Linked DNA regions of Homo sapiens: region 1 is linked to region 2. A link is a loop called in an ENCODE intact Hi-C map of the cell type or tissue named here. Cell type or tissue: heart left ventricle. All regions are shown on one strand. Links, peaks and the distances in the headings refer to the core of each region. The heading gives the core; the rest is flanking DNA. Region 1 overlaps SHROOM4 (shroom family member 4). Region 2 overlaps SHROOM4 (shroom family member 4).

Evidence for each region. Hi-C counts contacts between places; a loop is a spot of excess contacts. Peaks named below come from ENCODE experiments on the same cell type or tissue, not always from the same donor. Only the 100,000 strongest peaks of a DNase experiment are listed, where the experiment ranks them.
Region 1: a loop joins it to region 2, with 2.6 times the contacts of the local background. A loop is called at or near these places in 11 of 110 quality-filtered maps.

What each region holds. Positions count from the first base shown.
Region 1 is chrX:50,672,537-50,677,920 of GRCh38, reverse strand. The region is part of intron 2 of SHROOM4 (shroom family member 4); the gene reads left to right. Among named protein-coding and RNA genes, the nearest start is that of SHROOM4, 140 kb to the left of the region's middle. In heart left ventricle, for the core only: no CTCF peak of the experiment used is centred there; no DNase peak of the experiment used is centred there; H3K27ac peaks cover 185 bases.
Region 2 is chrX:50,591,799-50,597,182 of GRCh38, reverse strand. It overlaps SHROOM4 (shroom family member 4), which reads left to right. Exons shown (of 9, transcript NM_020717.5): 9 at 219-5,384. The coding sequence ends at 488. Among named protein-coding and RNA genes, the nearest start is that of DGKK, 120 kb to the right of the region's middle. In heart left ventricle, for the core only: no CTCF peak of the experiment used is centred there; no DNase peak of the experiment used is centred there; H3K27ac peaks cover 1,296 bases.

The DNA.
Region 1 (5,384 bases), core at 273-5,272, 81 kb before region 2:
AATACCCACTGATTAGGCAGATAACAGAATGTAGAATGGGAAGTCAATAGGTTGACTTAGAACTCAGACTTACCTAAAACTTGGAGAATTGGTCAGGAACCAATAAGTTTCCATAAAGCTAGGCCTTGTGTTTTTCACCATTAATCTCCAGGACGTGGCTTCAGAGCCTGGAATACAGTATTTGATGAATAAACAAATAGTCAATGAATGAATGCATGAATGTCACTTTGGGAAGAACACCTAGGACCACCAGTATAAGATTAGCAGTGGACTGATAAGTTGGACGTCTGCCTTAATATCTCTGGGTCCATTTTCTCACCTCTTTTTCACTGATTTCTACTGAGGATGAAATGAGAGCATGCAGATACTTAGAATTTAGCATCTTTAGAAGTATTAGCTGTCTTTTCCCCTTTATTTTTCTAGACTCAATCTCACCAGTCAAATCAAACTTTATGTTTTACCACATTAGGAAGAGAGAAAATTATGCCTTTTGTCTATTAAAAATCCTAGATATCGGTGTTGAGATATCTTAGATTGACATTAACCAAAACCACTGGCAATTGTAGAACAATTTTTAAAAACAATAAACAGCTAAGGCACTACCAGGTATGATACTCCTTCACTTTGCCTTTTATCAGCTCATCCCAAATCTTAATTTAAATTCAAATAAAATGAAAATGTTCTCTAGAAGCATGTTTTCATCCTTGGGCCTCCCTTAGTATCCAAAATACTCAAGTCTGCCATTCTCAGGGATTAACTATAATTCATACTGTGTTGGCCATTGATATGTTCCCCTAGCCTTGACTATTGGAGCTAACTAGTGGGAAACTCCAACTTTACCTGTTCAACATCTTTGCTTTCAGATTTCCTTCCACCATTCTTTGTCCTTCCACACCAGACAGAATTTATAGAAAAGGGAATAGCTTCATTAAGGAAGTGATGCCACTATGTATGTAAAAATCCCGTTTCTCTCTTTCTTTAAGCAGGAAATATTTTCTATTTTTATCCTTTGCATTACTTTTCTTCCTTCCACTTTGCTGCTTTTCAAGCTGGAATTAAGAGACACCAGTTTAATTTGGATACAATAACTGGACTTGATTAATATTCCGGTACAGCTCACTTCCTTTAACAACAGGGCCTGACACTTTTTTTTTCTCTGAAATGTTTTTTTCAAGGGCTTATATCCCTTGCACAGAACAGAATGTTTTGAACAATATTTAAACGCAGTTTTTGATCAGAGAGTTAAAGTGATCCTATCATAATAGCTAAAGATGGGTACAAAGAATTTGGTGAGCAATCAAGGAAGTGATATAAAATAATTAATGGATAGAAAAGTCATTCAAGTGAAGGCTTTGTGAAAGAATCAAGATTATTCAACCCAGAGAAGATAAAATTTTCAAGCCCTTAGAAATAGCCACTTGCCATGGATGGTTTCAAACACAAAAACAAAACAAAACCAAAGCAAAATTGCCGACTTAACTCATTTCACAGCCAATTTAATGTCCATAGGGGAGTTTTGCCTTGCAAAATAAATAAGCTGTGTATTTGATTCTTCATATATTTGTTTTGTAAGACAAGAAGAAGTGATTTAATAACTGCTTTCAAGGACTAGAAAAAAAAAAAACTACTTTTCTAGAATACCAGGAATTGAATCCCATAATCTTATCCACATCTTTTTCCCTGTCAACCCTAGGGCCTCCCATCAGCCACTTTATTTGTCTTGAAAAATCTACTTCCCCATGCTGTCCAGACTGGAAAACATAATTCCATGATACACACAATAGGGTATCTAACTGTCTTCTTTTTCCATTAAGACAGCACATGAAGAAACAGTATCATTTGTAGCAGGAAGGATTTTAGCTAGGTCTTCTAGAGAACTAAATCACTTTCTGCAGTCAGTAATAAATCACCAAAGAAAGCTATGGAATTTTCTTTACTGACTTCAGCAGATCCTTACCTCCCCAGAGATGCTATGTGGAGATAGAAGAGAAGGGAGTTGGCAGCAATGGCTGAGAAATGGCAGCCTTTTCATCTCTTTGTCTTATTCAAGCCAGAGTTCTCTAAATGTTAATGCATTGAGGGGAATCTAAACTAGTTTTGTGAAGACCGAATGGCAAATAGTCAAAAAGGAACATTGGACTTTGCTCTATCAATTTTTTTTTGTCTCTCAGACACCCAGCTTCTCAGTGTGCCCTTTCAGTATGTAACATAATTTACTACTATAGCATCAACTATTTGAATACTGATGCCTCACACATTTACATCTCTAGTCCAGAACTATTTTCTCAATACTAACTTCATATTTCCAGTTGTCTGGAGGACATTTTTGCCAAGAAACACAGGTACCTCAAACTCAATATGTTTTAATACTTTCCCCCCATCCAGAAACAAGAATGCCCTCTCCTCCTTTCCTGTTCCTGATCACATTTAATGGTCCTAGTCCTTTAAAGTAGGAATTCAAGAAGCATCTTGATCCCCTCTTCTCTCAGCTACCCACTTCACCTTTATCAAATCAGTTACCAAATCCTGTTGGTTCTACCTCAGATATGTATTCATTCAAATCTCATTTTTCAAAACTTTTATTGTAAGTTCAGGGGTACAAGTGAAGGTTTGTTACATAGGTAAAGAGTTAATAGGTAAACTTGTGTCATGGGGGTTTGTTATACAGATTATTTCATCACCTAGATATTAAGCCTAGTACTCATTAGTTATTTTTGTTGATCTCTCCCTCCTCCCACCCTCCACCTTCCAAAAGGCCCCAGTGTGTGTTGTTCCCCTCTCTAAATGATGACAACGTATGGACAAATCTCATACATTTAGCCTCCTTGAACATATTAACCGTTCCCTGAATACAGTGTCCTCTCATGTCTCTGCCTTTGCAGATACTGTTCTCTTTGCTTAGAATAGTGTCCCACTCCTTTACCTGCTAAGTCTCTGCTCATTGTTAAAGGTTTCTGCTATGTATTACAAACTGTTCCTCATCCCTACAGGAGAGCTCCGTCCTCTGTGCACTTAACCACATCTCATCATAACTGTTAGTTTAGATATTGCTTTTCTCTACTAAACTATGATTTCCTTGAAGACAGGGGCTGCATTTTAATTATCTGTAAAGTCTCAGTATCCACAACATGATAGTCTATGTTAACAATTAATGAAGGAATGAATGATGTAACTCAAATCCAATTTATCGGTTTTTCCTTTGATGAATTAATATATACTTTTGGTGTCAAGTCTAAAAACTATTTTCAATGTCCTAGATCCCAAATTTTTTCTCCTATTTTTTTCTAAAATATTTATAGTTTTACATTTACATTACCTCTACATTAAGTCTATGATCCATTCTGAGGTTTTGTGTGCATGTTTAAGTATCAGACTTAGGTCGAGGTTTGTTTTTAGGCCTGTTGTTGTCTCATTGTTACAGCACCATATGTTGAAAAGGCTATCTTTTTTTCCATTGAATTGCTTTTGCAACTTTGTCAAAAATAAGTTTGGCATATTTGTGTGGGCCTATTTCTGTGTTTTCTATTCGATTCCATTGATATATGTGTCTGACCCTCTACCAATACCATACAGTCTTGACTGCTATAGTTATCAAAGTCTTGAAATTGGGTATATTGATTCTTACTTTATTCTTCTTTTTCACAATTGCTTTATCCTAGTTGCTCTGCCTTTCTGGAACAATTGTGTCTATATCAAGAAAATATCTTGATGAGATTTTGATAGGAACTGCATTAAATATGTATAAACATTTAGAGAGGATTAACATGTTTACTATATTGCGTCTTCTAATCCATGAACACAGTGTGTCTTCCTATTCATTTGGATTTTTTTCTTTTTTCAGCATTATGTGGTTTTTAGCATGCATACCCTATACATGTTCTGTTAGATTTACATCTAAGCATTTCATTTTTTTGCAGCAACTGTAAATGGTATTGTTTTTTATTTGTTTTCACATGTCTATTATTTGTATACAGAAATGTGATTGCTTTTGGTATGTTGATCTTGTATGCTTCGTACTTGCTGAACTTGTTTTGTTTGTTTGACTGATTGATTTTGTTAGTTTTAGATTCTTTGGGATTTTCAACATATGTTATCTCCAAAAAGCGACAGTTTTATTTTATCCTTTCCAAATCTGAATGCCATTTATTTCTTTGGTTGCTTACTTTATCTGCTATTAATATAGCCATTCTCTCTTTCCTTTCATTCACATCTACATAGTATATTTTTTGTCTTTGTACTTTCAACCTGCTTATATTATTTGAAGTGAATTACTGTTGACAGCATATAGTTGAATCATGTGTTTTTATGCACTCTGCCAGTCTCTGTCTTTTCATTGATGTGTTTAGACCACTTACATTTCACATACTTATTAATATGTTAGGGCTTAAATCTTGTTTTGTTTTCTCTTTGTTCTCTTTTTTACTTTCTTTACTTTCTTTTTTCTCTGCCTTACAGTAGGTTACTTAAACATTAATTAGAATCCCATTTTGATTTATCTTTAGAGATTTTGAGTATATCTCTTCATATTGATTTTTTAGTGGTTGCTATAGGTATTAGATATACATCATGTATCACAGTTTATTGATATTGTCATTTTACCAGTTTGAAGTATAGTAACTTTACCTTTCTTTACATCTCTTTATGCTTCTCTTTTTACAATAAAATTATCTTAAATATTTCCTTTACATACATTTAGAACCACATCAGACAATGTTATAATTTTTGCTTTCACCATCAAACATAACTTAGATAATTCAAGAGAAAAAGGAAATCTATTTTATTTACCCATATACATACATACATATTTTCTATGTCATTTCTTCTTTCCTAATATTCCAGGAATCCTTCTTTTGTCATTTCCTTTCCATTTACAGAACTTCCTTTAGCCGTACTTTTAAAATAGGTCCACCAGTGGTGAATGCTGTTAGTTTTGCCTCATCTGAGAATGTCCTGATGACTCCTTCATTCCTGAAGGATATTTTCTCTTGACATAGGATTCTGGATTGAAAGTTCTTTTCTTTCAGTAGTTGAAAAAAATATTGTGCCACTTCCTCTGGCTCCATTGATTTCTGATGAGAAATATGATGTCATTCAAATTATTTTTCACATATCAGTAATGTGTCACTTCTTTCTCTCTGCTTTCAAGATTTTTTTGTTTGTCTTTAGCTTTCAGACTTTTGACTAAGATGTGTCTTGGTATGAATTTCTTTGGGTTTATCCTGTTGGGATTTTCTTACCTTCTTGAATCTTCAGGTTTATGTCTTTTGCCAAATTTGGGGAAGTTTTAGGTATTATTTGTTCAAGTATATTTTTAGTCTTGCTCTGCTTCTCTCCTTCTAGTACTTCAGTACTATGAATGTTAGATCTTTTGGCATGGTCCCAAA
Region 2 (5,384 bases), core at 159-5,158:
TCCCCTATCCAGAATTGTTGTCATGTTTACCCTCCTGCTACAGGAAACAAAGGCTTTTGCATGGAGGTAGACTTCAGGGCAGAAAATCTAGGACTGACTAATTAGCAGAATGTATAGCTGCTTTGTGGCAGCATCTCTGGTGGAGTACTGCTAGGCAGCACTGTTGGACAGATGCCTGGTAATTGAGAGAGCCCTTACTTGGTCCTCTGCTTCCCCAGTTGGTACTGATAGAGAAGAAGCAGCAGCTGACGGGGCAGTTGGCAGATGCCAAGGAGCTGAAGGAGCACGTGGACCGCCGGGAGAAGTTGGTGTTTGGCATGGTCTCCCGCTACCTGCCTCAGGACCAGCTCCAAGATTACCAGCACTTTGTCAAGATGAAATCTGCTCTCATCATTGAACAGCGAGAGCTGGAGGAGAAGATCAAGCTCGGGGAAGAGCAACTCAAATGTCTCAGGGAGAGTCTACTCCTGGGGCCCAGCAATTTCTAATTCTACCAGCACTCTGCCACAGCATCCCTGCCCAGCCATGTGGGAAGTGCTTTCAATCTTCTTTGTTAGCAGTTTCTCAGCAAGTAGATAGCAATTAGCAGTTTGTTCCAGCCCTCTACCCTGGATGTCTCTCACTACCCCTTCCCTAGCAGTGGTCCTAACCAGCTAGGAGACCCTGGGGAAGCCACAAGCTTCTACCCAAGGGAGCTGCAGCAAGGTGTGATCTTAGAACCACACTCTCCTTCCCACAGTTGCCAAGGGCAAGTACTTGCTGCACAGAGAACCAAGGAAGTGCCTTCATTCTGCTTTGTACTAGGACACCAAAGACATCAAGTACTCATCACCCACCCATATCATCAACAGCCTCTAAAGGCTCAGAGGGAATCTGCCTTGCAGCTCTACTCTGCCCCAGGGCTTGTGGCCAGCCATTTCTCACAGAGAGCTGGCTGCCTTGAGGGCATTCACCTGGCACCAGTTTCAGGGCCTCACCCAAGCTTTGCAGGGGAAAGCACAGAGGGAGGAATTACACTGAAAAAAATGCAAGCAAAGGTTGAGTACCCCCAGGTGCCCCTTAGGAAGGAACCAGGTTTAAATAGGCTCTACCCTTACCTTTCCCAGCAGCAAGTTCAGGGGAAGAGGCCTACTCTTAGCCCTGGCTAGTGTGACCCTCTTCCTGTCCTAAGACTTTGGTCCTACCACCTCTTGTTTCATCTTTCCTTTACATTGCTGGGGGTTACCGCAGGTGCCTACCCCAGGGCTTCACCATATGGGCCATTAATAGCTCTACTAAAACTGACTTCTAGATGTAGGTTTCATTATTGGGGGAGGGGGTTCTTATTGTTATATTTTAAATGGCCTTTTGATTTTATTTATTTTTATGTTTTGATTATTTTTTTCTTTTTTAACTAATAAGGCGAGAAGAGGGAAGTTGGAGAGGGAAAAGTTAGCCCAGAAGGAAAGCATTTTCTGCAGATCAGCCTGAATCCACCGTGGCTAGGTAAGCAAGTGCCAAGGCGTTGAATTGTTCCCACCATAGCTACCGATGTCTAGGAAGGAGTTTTCCCCTTGAACTCAGAGCCTCCCTACTGTGGCCTGGCCTTGTGCTTCCCTTAAAGTCTAAGTGACTTGAGTTTAGCATTCCCCAGCAGGGTTTAAGTTTTTCTTACTGATTTCTTTTTGAAACCAAAGAAATCTCCTGAAATGGAGAAAGGTTCAGTCATTTCTCTACCATCTCCAAGCTATGGGATCAGTAGAGGTGAGCTCAGAAGGAACTCCTCTAACCATTGCTTTCTCAGCCTGTGGCCTGGCTCAAGGGAACCAAAACTCAAGGTAGCTGGGAGCTCCAGCCAGAGCCAGCTCCCCAGAGCAATTGAAGACCCAGCCAGGATCTTAGGCATACAAACAACTAAAACTGCTGCTGTTGCCAAGGCCCTGACACCAGTAGCTAGTTTCTATGCTGGAAAAGCAGCCCTCAGGTGGACGATGGCAAGAAGGGGGTTATGGCCAAATGCTGCCCTGTTATCCAGCTTAGCTCCCTGTTCCTCACTAACTGGGGCCAATCCTTGGTATCACACAACCCAGCCAAGGCCTGGCATCTCTTCTAGTTACTGCTGAGTTCCTCAGGGTCCTTGAAGGTCAACTGTAGCAGCAGGGATGTCTCATTCAACCAAAGAATTTGCCAAGGAACTTTTGCTGCTGTTACAAATACTTGTCACTAGCTTCCATTTCCTCTTCATTGTATTTGAAAACAATGGGAGAATCTTGGCCAGCAGGGTGTCCTGGGGTAGGGGGTGGGGTAAGCCTTTCTGTGGAGCTCTGGGTTTGCTCTTAGTACTGCTGCCAGAAACACTGTTAGAATGGCAACCCTGCCATTCTCCCCTCCAGTGGAAGATTCTACTTTATTCAGGAAGGCTGGTGGCTTGCAGGGGCTAGGCTTACACAAGCCAGCCAAGATTGAGAAGGTAGGGGAGTGCTTTCAATGGAGGCCATAGTTGTCATCTTTTCTTCTGAGCAGGCTCTAGGACAAACAATGAGCAAATTGAGATGTCCTGTATTGGGAGGATGAGGCTGATATGTTTCATCATTCTCAGAATTTGTGGGCTAGAGCACCTTTTTGGGAATATGGGCCTAGGGAAAAGAACGGTCACTTACCTGGACACTATGGCCATAGTCTTGAGTTTTTCTAGTCAGCATGTGATTGGTTGTACCTTAAGTTTATGACACCAAAAATACTATTAACTCTGTTATTTTTGTTCTTAATCCCATCTCAAATTAGTTTCTAGAGTTAGAATCAGAACACAAGGATGCTCATTTTCACATGGAGGGAAAGTTGCCAAAGCATTTAAAAAATAACCCCAAAAGTATATCTAGCAGTGAAGCTTGGTAGATAAAGGTGAACTGCTAAACAGACACTGGCGTGCCACACTCCTGCCAGGGCAGTCTCATTGTGTGTGACGGTGCTGCAACACTGCCAGTATTACTTGAGATGCAGTCTCTCTCCCCTGTTCTCAGTTCCTGGGCTCAGCCCTCCTCCAAGGCCTGCCAGTGAGTAGCAGTTTGGAAGGCAGGCCAAGGGAGATCCCCAAAGACAGTTATCAGTCTTAACTTCTGCTGTCTCCCGTCAAATACTTATACAGGCCCCCATGGGTAATAGGCAAGCATGATGGCTGATAGAGAAGTCAGTGCATGAGTTACTATCACATGTCCCCCCAACCCCTCCTGCCACCTCCCAGGGCTCTGGATAATTGAATCTTCCTGAGTCCCACAGCTGGAGACTCAACCAGGATATAGCTGTAAATGCCCAAGTAGAATCTGACAGAATAAGACAGAGACACTGAAAATAAAGCCCTAGAAAGGAAGAAATTGGAAGCAAAGAAAAGGAGAGGTGAAAAGATAAAAAGCCTCCTTCAAGGTTAGGTTCAGGTTCTGTTTTCCATTTAACCTCATGTGCCATAAAGCTGCCCAGGCACACCAGAGCCACATCCTGAACCCGACCCTCCCTGACAGTGCTGCTCTGCCAGTAGCAAGCCCCAGATGGAGGAAGCTGGGCCCATTTCTGGCCACTTCCACCCATTTGGAGCTTTGCCAGAGGAGTCGTCTATGCCAATAATATTTCTGCAACAGCATATTATATTATTTGAAGATTAGTAGATCTTTTTGGGGGGGTGGGGCAGGGGACAGTTTCTATAGATGAAGAACCAGTGTTGGTTGTACAGCTGTTGGGGGTCATCTATCCCATGTGAAGCTATTCTTTTTCCAAATCTTGTTGTTTCTGCATTTGTGTCCTCCACCACTCCCTTCTTGGCTGACATAGATATGCCTGCCAGATTGTCATCAAGGGTCATATTTCAATAAAAGGTGCTAAGGACAAAAAAAAATCTCATGTGTTTTAACTCAGGTGATGGAAGTCTAAAGATTCTGCTGAAAAGTACTGGAAAGGAATTTGGTCACCTATCCATAGTCCTTCACAGATAAACATATGACCAGACCCTTACCCACATCCCTAAACCCTTACCCTGGCCTCTGAGGGATGGTATTGATGCTATACCATTCATCATCCCCAGTTAAATAGCAGGATCTGCCATAGCCTTTTTAGGGGAACAGCTTTTAGACATCTATTTCAAGACCATCCTGAGTAGGGGGTACAGAGTTTAAGCCATTGGTTATTTCTGTTGTTATCACAGTATTGAAGCATGGTATTTTTCTACTCAGAAGGATCTCAGGATCACAGCCCTGCCCTTTAGCTCACTGATATATTTCTTCCTCTCTGGTTACTCAGTGGCAACATCACATCCAGTCTAACCCCATGTTTAGAATGCAGAAAAAGTCAACAATAGGTGTAATCTCAGGTATAGACCTAAGCAGTATACAGAGTCTAGTTCTGGAGTCTAGCCTGATCGAAGGTAAGCCATTCTTTCTAGACTTCTTCCAATCTTGAATTCTGTCTAGTATTTTCATCTTACTTCTAGCTGATAGTCCAATCTCACACCTTCATGCTCAGCTCCCTGGAAAGCAAGGGCCTTGGTGATCTGCTCTCCAAGGCAACCTCAAAGATTAGACTCAAATGTATTCCAGGAAGCAACTCTGACATTGAAAAGCTTTCTTTTTTCGTGATCCATATTCTGTTCACATTCCAACTATCCTCCTTCTACTCAAGATATCCATTGTGGTAGAGTAGAAAGAGTCCAGCTTTGGCATTAGAATGAACTGTGTTCAAATCCTGGTTCTGCCACTTATTCAATGAACCTGGGCTACTAGCTCAACTTCTGAGGTCATTTTCTTATCTGTAAAATGGGAACAGTATTATCTTGCTTGCAGTTATTGTAACTTGAAAATAATAAATAAAAGCCACTAACAATCCAAGAAGTTATTAGGCAGAATCCCAGGCCCACCCCAAACCCAGTGATAGCAGTCTGAATTTTAACTAGATTTCCAGGAGATTCATGAACATATTACAGCATGGGAAGTACTGACTTGTTGAAAACATATTCAGTACATGGTAACCATTATTATAGTCCTGATCTACTCAATTCATTTTTTCCTTATCCCAGGCATATTCTTGCTCTTCTCGTGTTGCTCACAACTACCTGCCTGGATGAATTTAGGAAAGTTGCAGGATACAAGGTTAAAACACAAGATCAAATGAACAATCCGAAAATGTTATTAAGAAAACAGTTCCGGCCGGGCATGGTGGCTCACGCCTGAAATCCCAGCACTTTGGGAGGCCGAGGCAGGTGGATCACGAGGTCAGGAGATCAAGACCATCCTGGCTAACACGGTGAAACCCTATCTCTACTAAAAATACAAAAAATTAGCCAGGTGTGGTGGCACGCACCAGTAGTCCCAGCTACTCGGGAGGCTGAGGCAGGAGAATTGCTTGAACCTGGAAGGCAGAGA